Linked DNA regions of Homo sapiens: regions 1 and 3 are each linked to region 2. A link is a contact called in ENCODE Hi-C or POLR2A ChIA-PET data. All regions are on one chromosome and are shown on one strand. Each heading gives the region's core, a stretch centred on a gene start or an enhancer-like site at or near the end of the contact. The rest is flanking DNA. Distances are from core to core; before and after follow the strand shown.

Region 1 (3,811 bases), core at 964-3,463, 65 kb after region 2:
GCTTCCCAAAGGTAAGAATCCTGACTTATCTTCTCTTTCACCTAGAATATTTACTTTAAGAGTAGGCATCAAAAATTGTTAATTTAATTGAAATATATTAAATGATGTAGAAATGTCACCAAATGTACAAATAGAATGTAGCAAGGTATCCTGGCACTTTGCCCTCAGTCCCACAGCAGGAGTTCCTATCCTGATGTGCTTCAAAACCTTCCACAAGTGGACTGATAACCCTGGACTAGACTCCAAAATCTTTATCTGAAAACAGACAATCTCTAGAGAAAAAGTCTGGGCAGATGACTGATGTGCTAATTCTGGAACACTGACCATCCAAGGCATTCAATATACATTCAGCTCCAAACTGGAGCTTTTTCATCAGTGATATGAGCCGAATTAGTAACGTTTGGTGGGAAAAAAAAAGAGCATGATTCATCAGTGTCTCTTGGAATTACACAGCCAGGGCTGTTCATGGCCTGAGTGGTCAAACCTAACAAAATGAATGAAGGAATCAGCATGAATCTCTGGCAAGCCCCTCAGCGTAGTGGTGATTCCACATAAAAGCCTTCTTCGGAAAAATCATAGCAACTAGATACATGCGTGAGTCTTTTTCCCATTGCCTGTCCCTCTGCTCACCATTGCAGGGGCTGAAAGACTGATGAGATTCTCACAGGCACTAGAAGACCACAGAAATGCCTCCAGGAGGCAGGCTGGGATCCAGGGTCCAACCAATATTCTTGTGAGAGTGTGAAGCCAAGGAACACGAAAGAGGGGAACACCTTGGCTAAGAATGTATTCGTGACAGAGGAGAAGGGGAGGAACAGGAAGCCTCCAGCTAGTCGTTTGGAATCTGGCAACCATTTCTGTCAGCTTTCTCATTCCTAGATTGATGCAGATTGCTTAATTCCTTGAGGTAAGGGATATACTAAATTGCCTCTTTGTTCAACTCTTAGAATAAGAATTTCCCTCTCCTCTCCCGTCCCCTCCCCTCCCCTCCTCTCCTCTCTTTTCTTTTTCTTTGTTTTTTTTGTTTTTGAGACGGAGTCTCACTCTGTCACCCAGGCTGCATGATCTCAGCTCACTGCAACCTTCACCTCCCAGGTTCAAGCAATTATCCTGCCTCAGCCTCCTGAGTAGCTGGGTCTGCAGGCACGTGCCACCACGCCCAGCTAATTTTTGTATTTTTAGTAGAGACGGGGTTTTGCCATGGTGGCCAGGCTGGTCTCGAACTCCTGACCTCAGGTGATCCACCCGCCTTGGCCTCCCAAAGTGCTGGGATTACAGGGGTGAGCCACTGCACCTGGCCCACAGCAAGAATTTTTTTCTGAATAGCATTTTACGTGTTAGGCGTCTGGCTGTTTAGGAGATGAGGAAACTGAGGCCCTCAGTTGCCAAGGTCACACAGCTGGTAAACGGACGGAGCCAGAATGCGAGTACAGCTCCTCCTGCCTCCAAAGGTTCTCTGGGCCCTGTAAAACCACGGGCTGCACAGGAAAGGCAGGCTATATATTGTTCTTCCCCTGGCCCAGCGCCCTGATCCAATGCCCGGACACACATCCACACCAAGTTGGACGAAAAGGTAAGGGAGAAACCTTCCCCAAGAGAAGAAGCGGTAAGCTTTGGTTCTAAAGGCCCTGGGTTGGGTCCGTCCTTTGCCACTTCTCAGCTCTATGCATTTAGGCAAATCACTTATCTTCTTAAACCTCCGCATCTGGGCCTACAGGGCCTCTATGGGTTTTTTTTCTATTTATTTATTTATTTATTCTTTTTTTTTTTAACTTTACGTTCCGGGATACACGTGCAGAATGCGCAGATTTGTTGCGTAGGTACACATGGCATCTACGGTTTGATTCAGTCTGAAATGGCGCTCCAGGCTTCATTTAGAAGGTGAAGCACTCTGCAAACTGCGAGGCCATACAGAGATTCCAGAATATGATTAAGGCCCTAACCTTGCTAAGCTGGATTTTCTTTATTTCCCAAAAAGAAGACTAATACTATCCACTTGTACAACCAGAAGGGAGCTCACGTGTAAAGCGCCTCGTCCCCGGCCGGCCTCAAGCGGCGCTAGCTCTCTGGCTGGCGCTGGAGTGTGCCGCCCCTGGCAGCCCCGCCGCTGCAGCGGGGAGCCTGGGAGAGCGGCTCTCGGAGTCTCAGGCAGCAGGAGGAGCGTGTGAGCTGTGGGCGTCCCTTTAAGAGCGGCTGGCCAGGCACGGCCTCCGCCTCTCAGTACGCGGAGCGCCGGCGGTCACCTGGGGCTCGCGGAGCGGCCAGATCGCGGCGGAGTCGGCGCGCTTCCCCGAGGGAAGGTGGGAGAGGGGACCCGGACGCGAGGTGCCCCGAAGCCCTCTCGAGCGTAACCGTCCCGCGCCTCTCTGAGGCGGAGGATGCGGGAGCGCATCTGGGCGCCGCCGCTGCTGCTGCTGCTGCCGCTGCTACTGCCGCCGCCACTGTGGGGCGGCCCCCCGGACAGCCCACGCCGGGAGCTGGAGCTGGAGCCCGGGCCTCTGCAGCCCTTCGACCTGCTCTACGCCAGCGGCGCGGCCGCCTACTACAGCGGAGACTACGAGCGAGCGGTGCGCGACTTGGAAGCGGCGCTGCGCAGCCACCGGCGCCTGCGGGAAATCCGCACGCGCTGTGCCCGCCACTGCGCGGCGCGCCACCCGCTCCCGCCCCCGCCCCCCGGCGAGGGCCCCGGCGCTGAGCTGCCCCTTTTCCGCTCCTTGTTGGGGCGGGCGCGCTGTTATCGCAGCTGTGAGACCCAGCGCCTCGGGGGCCCCGCATCCCGCCACCGCGTCAGCGAGGATGTGCGCAGCGACTTCCAGCGCAGAGTGCCCTACAACTACCTGCAGCGGGCCTACATCAAGGTACCCACAGAGCGCTCCTCCACTGCAAAGCCCCTGCGGCTCTCACACGCTCTCTTGAGCCCTCCCTGCTGCCCCCGTCATCTCTGTTCAGTCTTTCGAATTGGGTCTCCTTAAATATGTGTCTCAGTTTGTGAATCCAGATATCTGGTGGCCCTATCTCTGTATGCAACAATTGATTAACTTGGACAAGTCTTTTTCTCTCTTTCTCAGAGCCAGCTTCTCTCTCAAAAAGAGGACTGTCCTGATAAGGTGATGTTTAAAGTACCCATTCAGCACTAATTCATGAGGCATTGACAAAGCTGAATCTAGTACAATTTATCTTCTCCCTTCTCACTTCCCATTTCTCTTCTCCCTTCTCACTTCCCATTTCTCTTCTCCCTTCTCACTTCCCATTTCTTTTGTCTCCTCTCTCTTATCCTTCCTATACTGTAGTCTGCACCTTTTCTCTGAAGTTTAAAAGAATCTTCAAAATAGTGAAGTTGAAAGACCTGTTCCAAAACAAATTTCTCTCTCTTCTCCCCTTCACCTACAAAAAAGTAAAGATCAAAGGTTAAAGAGAAGGTATGCTTGGAGGAGGCGAAGCTGTTTGAGGCAGTCTCAGTCAAAGTATCCACCCTAAGTGTTGACTTTTTCTCCTTTGATAGAGGGCTTACGTTTTCTGGTGGTATGCATTGGACTGGGTTACTAGGCATCAGTCCTCTCTTTCTAGTTTTATTTTTGTATGCCTAACTTGCCTAAAGTTAGCGTCAGGAGGTATAGTATGCATATTGACATATTGTTCACATCCATAACTTTGAAGATCTCTCTGGATGCTTCAGCAGAGGGAATTTGAATGAGTTCTTCAACCTCCACTGCCACTCACCCAATTTTCCTTCAAATTGACACTCTTAACCCTTCTTTCTCGTTTTCTGTGTTAATATATCAATGTATCTTCTACAGCTACCGGAAAAGTG
Region 2 (3,703 bases), core at 300-2,799:
TAGAGACGGGGTTTCACCATGTTGGCCAGGCTGGTTTCGAACTCCTGACTTCAAGTGCTCTGCCTGCCTCGGCCTCCCAAAGTGCTGGGATTACAGGCATGAGCCACCACACCGGCCCACAGTGTGCTTTTGAAGAGCAACAGGCTTACAGCTTTCAAATATGCTCTCACTTTGGGGTTAAAGCAGGTCACTTAGTCATCACTGTCTCAAAACTCCTGTCCCCTCCAACCCTGGATCCCCACTGCACTACAACTCTCGAATTCCCTATCTCAGTGAACCCACTGTTTTACCCAAGGCTGAACTTAGGCACCACCTTAGATTCCACATCCAGTATACCATCAAGCTGTTGCTTCTTAGTACTTACCCTCTTGAGTCCACCTCTCTTCCTTCTCCATTGCAACTTAGTTCAAGTCACCATTCTTCTATGTGGCCTCCCTGCCTCCAGTCTTGTCCCATTCCAATGTTACGCACATTGTAGCCACACTACTTCTACAGCAGAAATAGACTGTAGCTATTTCACCGCTTTAAAACCTTTCAGTGCTTTCTGGCTGATTGCCACCCACCCACTCTAATCTCCTTCACTCCTTCTCCAGGACAAATATGGTTTAGAAGACTTTATTGTGGTTTAGGAGACTTGCACAATTTGGTCCTGTATCTCACCACCCTCATTTCTCCTCACTCCATTTTGTACTCTACGTTTTGTCCAGTATGAACAAGCTACAGTCCTATGAAGGCACCTTGCTGCGGTTCCCACCCTGTTTTCTGGCTTATATAAATGCAATATCTTTTACATGCAACATCCTTTCACACTATTCCCCACTTCATTCCTTCTCCTTGCACCCATCGCCTAAATAATTCCTACTGATGCTACTGGCCTCAACTAACATACTATATTTTCCAGGAAGCCTCTCTGAGCCCTCTAAACTGGGTTAGTGTTCATGTGCTGGGCTGTTTGACAGCTGGTATTTACTCCTAGTTAATACAAATGGCATTGTTTTAAAACTGCATATTCATTGTGCGTTACCTCCATTACACTGTCAGCAATTTAACTGTGAAGCCTGTGCCTTTTACTTATTTGTGTAACTCCACAATAGTTAGCATACAGATTATACATCATTGGCTCTCAATAAATATTAGTGGAAATAATAAATGATCTAATTAGTGAATAAAGGATTGGTATTATAAAGGTTCCTATACAATAAAATTGTATTTTCTGTGAGGCTTAACATATTAACACCCTCCTAGCCCTTGACTAACACACAGCAACACTATACTACAGGGGAGTTTCATTATACTGTGTGAACTTAGCAAGTGCTGATTTTTGCTATTTTTCATTGGGAGTGGGGCAGAACACTACAGCTGGAGCCATCATAAGCAAAGCGACTTTAAAAATTCTTGCCTTTTGTCCCACCTTTGCCAATACTCAGGCTTTATCTTGGCTATGTCTTAAGATTCTACCAACTAATGGAATCCCCCGCCTTGGCGTTTTGGCACTGGTTAAATAACCACATTTTTATTAAATGAAACATGAGTCAGCATCTTCCCAGAATCTGTAAGTTCGTTCCTGGTAATGGTTTAGGAATGTGCTTCTCAAACTTTAGCATGCATAACGATTCTGGAGATTTCCTAATTCCCACACTCTTGGCATCCTGGGCCACATAGCTAGACCCCCATCTCTACAAAAAATAACATAATTAGGCCAGGCATGGTGGTCCACGCCTGTAATCCCAGCACTTTGGGAGGCTGAGGCGGATGGATCACCTGAGGTCAGGAGTTCGAGACCAGCCTGACCGACATGGAGAAACCCCATCTCTACTAAAAATACAAAAATCAGCTGGGCGTGATGGGGCACACCTGTAATCCCAGCTACTCAGGAGGCTGAGACAGGAGAATCGCTTGAGCCTGGGAGGTGGAGGCTGCAGTAAGCTGAGACTGGGCCATTGCATTCCAGCCTGGGCAACAAAAGCGAAACTCTGTCTCAAAAATAGAATAATAAAATAATTAGCTGAGTGTGGTGGTGTGCACCTGGTAGTCCTTGCTACTCCGGAGGCTGAGGCAGGAGGATCTCTTGAGCCCAGGAGGTTGAGGTTACAGTGAGCTATGATGACACCACTGTACTCCAGCACTCCAGCCTGAGTGACAGAGCAAGACCCTGCCAAAAAAAAAAAAAGAAAAAAAAAAAACTTGGATCAAGTCTTAAGAATTTGCATTTCTAACAAGTTCCTAGATCAAGCCGATGTTAGCAGTTCAAAGATCATACTAGTTTAGACAACAATCAGCAGCACTAGTTTAGACAACAATCAGCAGTTATTTATTGAGAGGTTGTAGTGTGAGAGACAAAACAGGTAGGGAGAGATCCTGCTAAAAGAGCAACCAATCAATTCCACAAACACTTACAGTGCCTAGTGTGCCACCAAGTGCAGTTTTGCCACCAGGACTCAGAGATATATAAGGAGCCATCCCTGCTCTCCAAGAGCTCTTGGTGTAGTGACAGAAACTGACAACTCAGATTGCGATAGGGATTATAGCTGTTAAGTAGCTTGTCTCCTTTAAAACACAGACTAGGCCTAGTGCGGTGGCTCATGCGTGTAATCCCAGCACTTTGGGAGGCTGAGGAGGGGACATCACTTCAGGCCAAGAGTTCGAGACCAGCCTGGCCAACATGGCAAAACTTTGTCTCTACTAAAGATACAAAAATTAGCCTGGCGTGGTGGTGCACACCTGTAGTCTTAGGTATCAGGAGGCTGAGGCACAAGAATCGCCTGAATTCAGGAGGTGGAGGCTGCAGTGAGCCAAGATCATGCCACTGTACTCCAGCCTGGGCAACAGAGCAAGACTCTGTCTCAAAAAAAGAAAAACAACAACAACAGCAAAGCATAGACTAATACATGTATACATGTAATGGATGAAAATAAGAGAGGGGATTTCAGGCTGACTACGGGAGTCTTTCAATTTCATCTTAAGAAATTTGTACTTACTTTTGTGTGTCCCAGGGAAAATAAGACTTTTGAAAAGAAGAATGATATTGACAGTTTCTGAAAACACTGATAACAATTTCTGATAACAATTTGCATGGTTATACGAAGACTGACAATGGGAACAAGGAGACTGGTGAAGAGGTGACTGTTACCACTCCAGTAAGAAATAATGAGAGTGTAAGGTAGAGAATGGCAGAAAAGTTGCAATTTTAATACAAATGTATATCCCCTTTCGGGCATAGCAAAAGAACTGGAGTGTTCTTACTCCCCAGAGGATATTCGAGGCCTGTGAAGGCCAGATAAATCCATTTGTTGGCTCTTTCTTCATGTTGAAATGAAGGCAGGCATCAAGTCTGTTTTGTTTACTAATGTTTTCCCAGGACATAGTAAAATTCCTGGCACATAGTGGGTGCTAAATAAATATATATTTATTGATTGCCACACTAGCAAAGGCCATAGGTGTTATCTAATCTTATTCCTTCATTATTTGTTCATAAGCAGAGACACTGCGGCCAAAAACAGGAGGAATTGACTAAAACCATACATCAAGTTGCCACTAACACTAGGACTGGAACCCACATGTCTTGACTGCCAGTCCAGTGCTTTTCAACATCACACCAAGCTGGGTTGTCAGGCTTCTATTTTTGGGTTCAGCGTAATGAGCTACTTCTGCATGACCTCATTGTTTTCTGTTTGTCTGCCTCATGCTGTGGTCTGGCAGACAG
Region 3 (3,935 bases), core at 139-2,638, 120 kb after region 2:
TAACAGAGGCAGATATGATGACCAAATACGTGTAGGACATTTCATATAATTAAGGAAATGACAGAATAGGCCAAACAATATTTTTTTGAATCCTGTATTGACTAAGACTTTGACTAGAGAGAGTCTTCAGTTAGAAAGTAATTCTATAGGAGCAGTACTGAAAAAAAAATCTCTATGTCGTTACTGATTAACATAACACTGACTGTTGTAAAAGAGAAACTCCTAAATCTCAGTGGCTTAAAACAATAAAAGTTTATTTCTCATATAAAGTTCAAGAGGTGTTGGGTGATGGGGAGGAGTACTCTTCCTCTGACGTCTTCAACAAATGGCTTCAAAATCCTCCTGGGTATTGACACTCATCAACCAGTTGATAGACAAGGAAAGGGAGGGAGGGTAATGGATTCCATGGAAGGTTTTTATGGGCCAAGCCTGGGAATGGCATGTATCACCTGCATCCATATTCTGATGTATAACTCAGTCTTGTGGTCACATTAATGCAAAAGGACTGAACAATATTGTCTCACTTTTTGCCCAGGATGACAGGGAAACAAGTTTAGTGAACAACCAGATGGAATCTGAAATGCTGTCATTGCCTTGGGGAGACTCGGTTTTTTAATGGAGACAGTGCTCTCCTGGAGACCTTGGACATCAGTGCCTTCTGGCATAAGCAGTTTTTAGGCAGGGAGTCCTCCAATTATGGAGAGCCAGCCTACCAGAAACCAAGAGCCCAAACTCTTTACGCAACAACAGGCTTTTCCTAGAAGATGGAATTAGCTGAACAGCCCCTGCAGTCTACTGTTTGCACCTAAGGAAGCTGCTTTACATTTTGATTTTGTTGTATATCAGAAGACTGGCTGACACAAAACAAGAAGGCTTATCTTATAGCCTCTGATATGTCCTGTTACTTCCTGCTGCCAGGAAAATGCTTAAGACAGCATGTTAATTTAGGAGGGATTTTCAAAACTATACGGTATGACTCAAATTTTATATTTTTCAAATATAGACATCTTTGTTATTATAAATATGTACATTTAGACTGTTACTTCAGTGAAGCCTCAGATATACCCATTTTTGCTCTGCACTTGTCCCTGGTGACTTCCAGAGTATCTGGCATACCATTGTCTCAATAAAAATAGGCTGAATAGATAAATATATATGTGAATGCACAAAGACTGGAAATGTACATCAGATGTTATTTAAATATATTTTAAGTTACAAAATATCCCCTTGCTTAAACCTGTCGACTTCAGATTCAGAAGAGTCATACCGTGATGAGATTTACTGAGCAGCTATCAGCCTAGCCCTTCCAGCACAGCCCTATTTGTTGACTCACTCCCTAGGAAGGATCAGAAACAAAGTTACTGAAGTGTAGCCAAGAATTTAGTTATTAAGAATATTTATTCTGGCTGGGTTCAGTGACTCATGTCTATAATCCCAGCACTTTGGGAGGCCGAGGTTGGAGAATCACTTGAGCTCAGGATTTCAAGAACTGAGCAACAGGAGTTCACCCTGGGCAACATAGTAAGGCCTGTTCTCCACTAAAAATTAAAAAAAAAAAAAAGTTAGGTGTGGTGGTGTGTGCCTGTAGTCACAGTTACTTGGGAGGCTGAGGCAGGAGGATCACTTGAGCCTGGGAGGTCAAGACTACAGTGAGCTATGATTGCCCTACTATTCTCCAGCCTGGGTAACAGTGAGACCCTGTCTCAAAAAAAAAAAAAAAAAAAAAGTTTATTCTAAAATGATTTCTTAAATGTTTATTTAAATTTAAATGCTTAAATAGATATATAGTTAAGTATAAACATTCTCAAATCTAACTCATGGTGAAAAGAGCAAGGAGGCTCTTCAAATTCATTTCTCGCAGAAAGTAACAAATTGGCTGCTCTCTTTAAAGCCTCTGCCTATCTGCTCCCCATCTTTTTCTGCATATCCTGGGGTAACAGCTTATGTTCCAGAGGCAGCTCGGAAGTCTCTAATGGTCACCATACAGGCTTCACTCACTCCAAAAATAAACATTGTAATTACAACCACCACCACAGTGGGCGTGAGGAGACTTTCACACATTTATATGTCACAGAACATCAAGGGTGGAAATTGTATTGAAGCACTGTTATCTGAATCTCTAACAAAGCACACACCTGGTATTTAGTAACACATTAATCATGCAAAGGGAAGCTTTTAAACTTAAAAAATGGAAGTCTGAAAGCAACTGCAGGTATGATTTTTAAAAATAACTTTGGTAGCAAGCGGTGTCTGATGTGGTTGTCCTATTTAAAGAGAACCATTAGTACTGTCTGTAATGCAATAGCCAAACGTATTGACCAGAGCAAAAGTTTAGCAAAATGCCTTTTTCCCAAGAACATTTGCTTTTGCCTGTGGAATGCTGACAAGTAGGATGCTGTGCTCAGGCATGGAAATGATAAATACTGTCTCTTCATGTCAGATTACTGATCACATTAAATAATCCACAGCCCTTGCTATCTGCAGACTCCAGCACTAACTAACTAGAAGCAGCTTATCATTTACCAGTAGTTGTGTACACCCCATGGCACCATTTTCATAGATTATGAAGCCATTTGTAAAAAGTAGAACTCCTAAATTTAAACTAAAACATCTCAGGAGCCATTTGTTGGGGAATGTGGTTTGGGCCCAAATACACTGGCTTAATAGAAGAATAGCTTTATATAACTTCTCTGATTGATTAAAAGTCTTAATGATGAAAGCTCAGAGCTAATCTTAAACAAAATTATTCAATAGAATTTGCTCATGGCCCTCAACTACTGCCTGCTCCACATTCTTGCTCCCAATTCTGATGTTATCCCATTCTGGTATTCTGTTCCCACCAGTTCATTATGCCAGGGTCTTGCTTCCTGTTCAAGTCCTTGGTGGTGGTTAGGATATGGAGTTTGTAAATGTAAGATTGAATCAGTGGGGAATAACGTTATCTCACTGATGCAAGATACTATTATTAATTCCATTTTACAGAAGATAAAACCAAGCCACAGAGAGATTGAGTAACTTGCCCAAGGTTATGTCACTAGTTAGAAGGTAAGCTGGGATTCCAACAAAGGAAGTCTGGGTTTATTTCAAAACGCAATGCTTATACATAATAATAGTGCCAGGCTTATTATTAATCAGTAAATATTCACTGGACACCTATTAAGTCCACGACTTACAAGTGTGGATATTCTACATTTAGTGATAAAGCAGTGGGTAATGTATGGGCCACAGTTTTAGTTATTAGAGCTAGTTCTTAAGAGTGAAAAATTATTTCTTTATTCAATTTGAATTTGTTAAATGGGGATATTCTGTGCAAGGAACTTTGAGACTAGAGCATTAAATAAATGATGCTTGCATCAAGGATTGTGATGGGAGGGGATTTGTCATGTACATTAGTTTATGATATAGGACACAGAATTAGGAGATGCCAAAAGACAGGTAATTATAAGGATCCATGGATACAGGGGGAAAGATTAGGGTTGAAGCAAATAAGGAAGGGTTTGAGAGCAAAGAGATAGTATTGCAGCTTAATTTTGAAGGATGGATAGCATATGAACACAACTGATATAAAATGACTGTGATGAAGGATTAAGAAGGCTAGGGGAGAATTTTAGAGGAAAGAGTTTGATTATCTTTGATTTTGCCTGTTGAAGGGTAGAAGTAAGCTAAGGTTGGAAAAGTAAGTTAGCATATCATGGAGGACCTCGAGGAGAAAGAAAATCCAACTACCATGTATTAAGTACCTAATATATGCCAGGCATTTTATATACTTTTCTCATGTAATTCTCACAACCACAAATAGTAGTTGTGTTTTGTGTTCTACCAAGAAAAGAAACAAAAGCCTGGACAGACTGAGGAACTTTCTCAAAGTCATTTAGTAATCCACTAGGATTTGAATTCATGCTTGTGTGGATCCTAGCATCTGTTCTTTCCATTTC

Evidence for each region. Hi-C counts contacts between places; a loop is a spot of excess contacts on that map. ChIA-PET counts read pairs that join two places held with the same protein, here RNA polymerase II (POLR2A). Pooled maps may share reads with other maps.
Region 1: a map of mammary epithelial cell shows a loop between it and region 2 (3-fold over the local background). The contact joins the promoter of P3H2 here to the enhancer-like site in region 2. A Hi-C loop is called at or near these places in 19 of 168 maps with a recorded cell type or tissue (Caco-2, Calu3, GM12878 and 13 more), 3 of 37 single-sample maps with no recorded cell type and 11 of 50 pooled maps. POLR2A ChIA-PET finds 5 or more read pairs at or near these places in 3 of 52 experiments (IMR-90, MCF 10A and Panc1).
Region 3: a pooled map shows a loop between it and region 2 (2.3-fold over the local background). The contact joins two enhancer-like sites. A Hi-C loop is called at or near these places in 1 of 168 maps with a recorded cell type or tissue (mammary epithelial cell) and 1 of 50 pooled maps. POLR2A ChIA-PET finds 5 or more read pairs at or near these places in 3 of 52 experiments (AG04449, GM12878 and Panc1).

What each region holds. Positions count from the first base shown.
Region 1 is chr3:190,119,299-190,123,109 of GRCh38, reverse strand. It overlaps P3H2 (prolyl 3-hydroxylase 2), which reads left to right and starts at 2,213. Exons shown (of 15, transcript NM_018192.4): 1 at 2,213-2,858. The coding sequence starts at 2,379. P3H2-AS1 (P3H2 antisense RNA 1) reads right to left here and starts at 2,146. Exons shown (of 4, transcript NR_126419.1): 1 at 2,021-2,146. RefSeq lists an enhancer at 1,827-2,006 and silencers at 1,976-2,270, 2,217-2,446, 2,657-2,736.
Region 2 is chr3:190,183,302-190,187,004 of GRCh38, reverse strand. No RefSeq gene overlaps it. Among named protein-coding and RNA genes, the nearest start is that of P3H2-AS1, 64 kb to the right of the region's middle. RefSeq lists an enhancer at 3,506-3,635. Within about 2 kb of position 1,549, at least 2 of the 41 ENCODE cell types and tissues checked have a DNase peak (open chromatin) inside an H3K27ac peak, as active enhancers do; they include mammary epithelial cell, where a contact is called at or near this core.
Region 3 is chr3:190,061,782-190,065,716 of GRCh38, reverse strand. The region is part of intron 1 of P3H2 (prolyl 3-hydroxylase 2); the gene reads left to right. Among named protein-coding and RNA genes, the nearest start is that of P3H2, 57 kb to the left of the region's middle. RefSeq lists a silencer at 1,183-1,477. Within about 2 kb of position 1,388, at least 2 of the 41 ENCODE cell types and tissues checked have a DNase peak (open chromatin) inside an H3K27ac peak, as active enhancers do.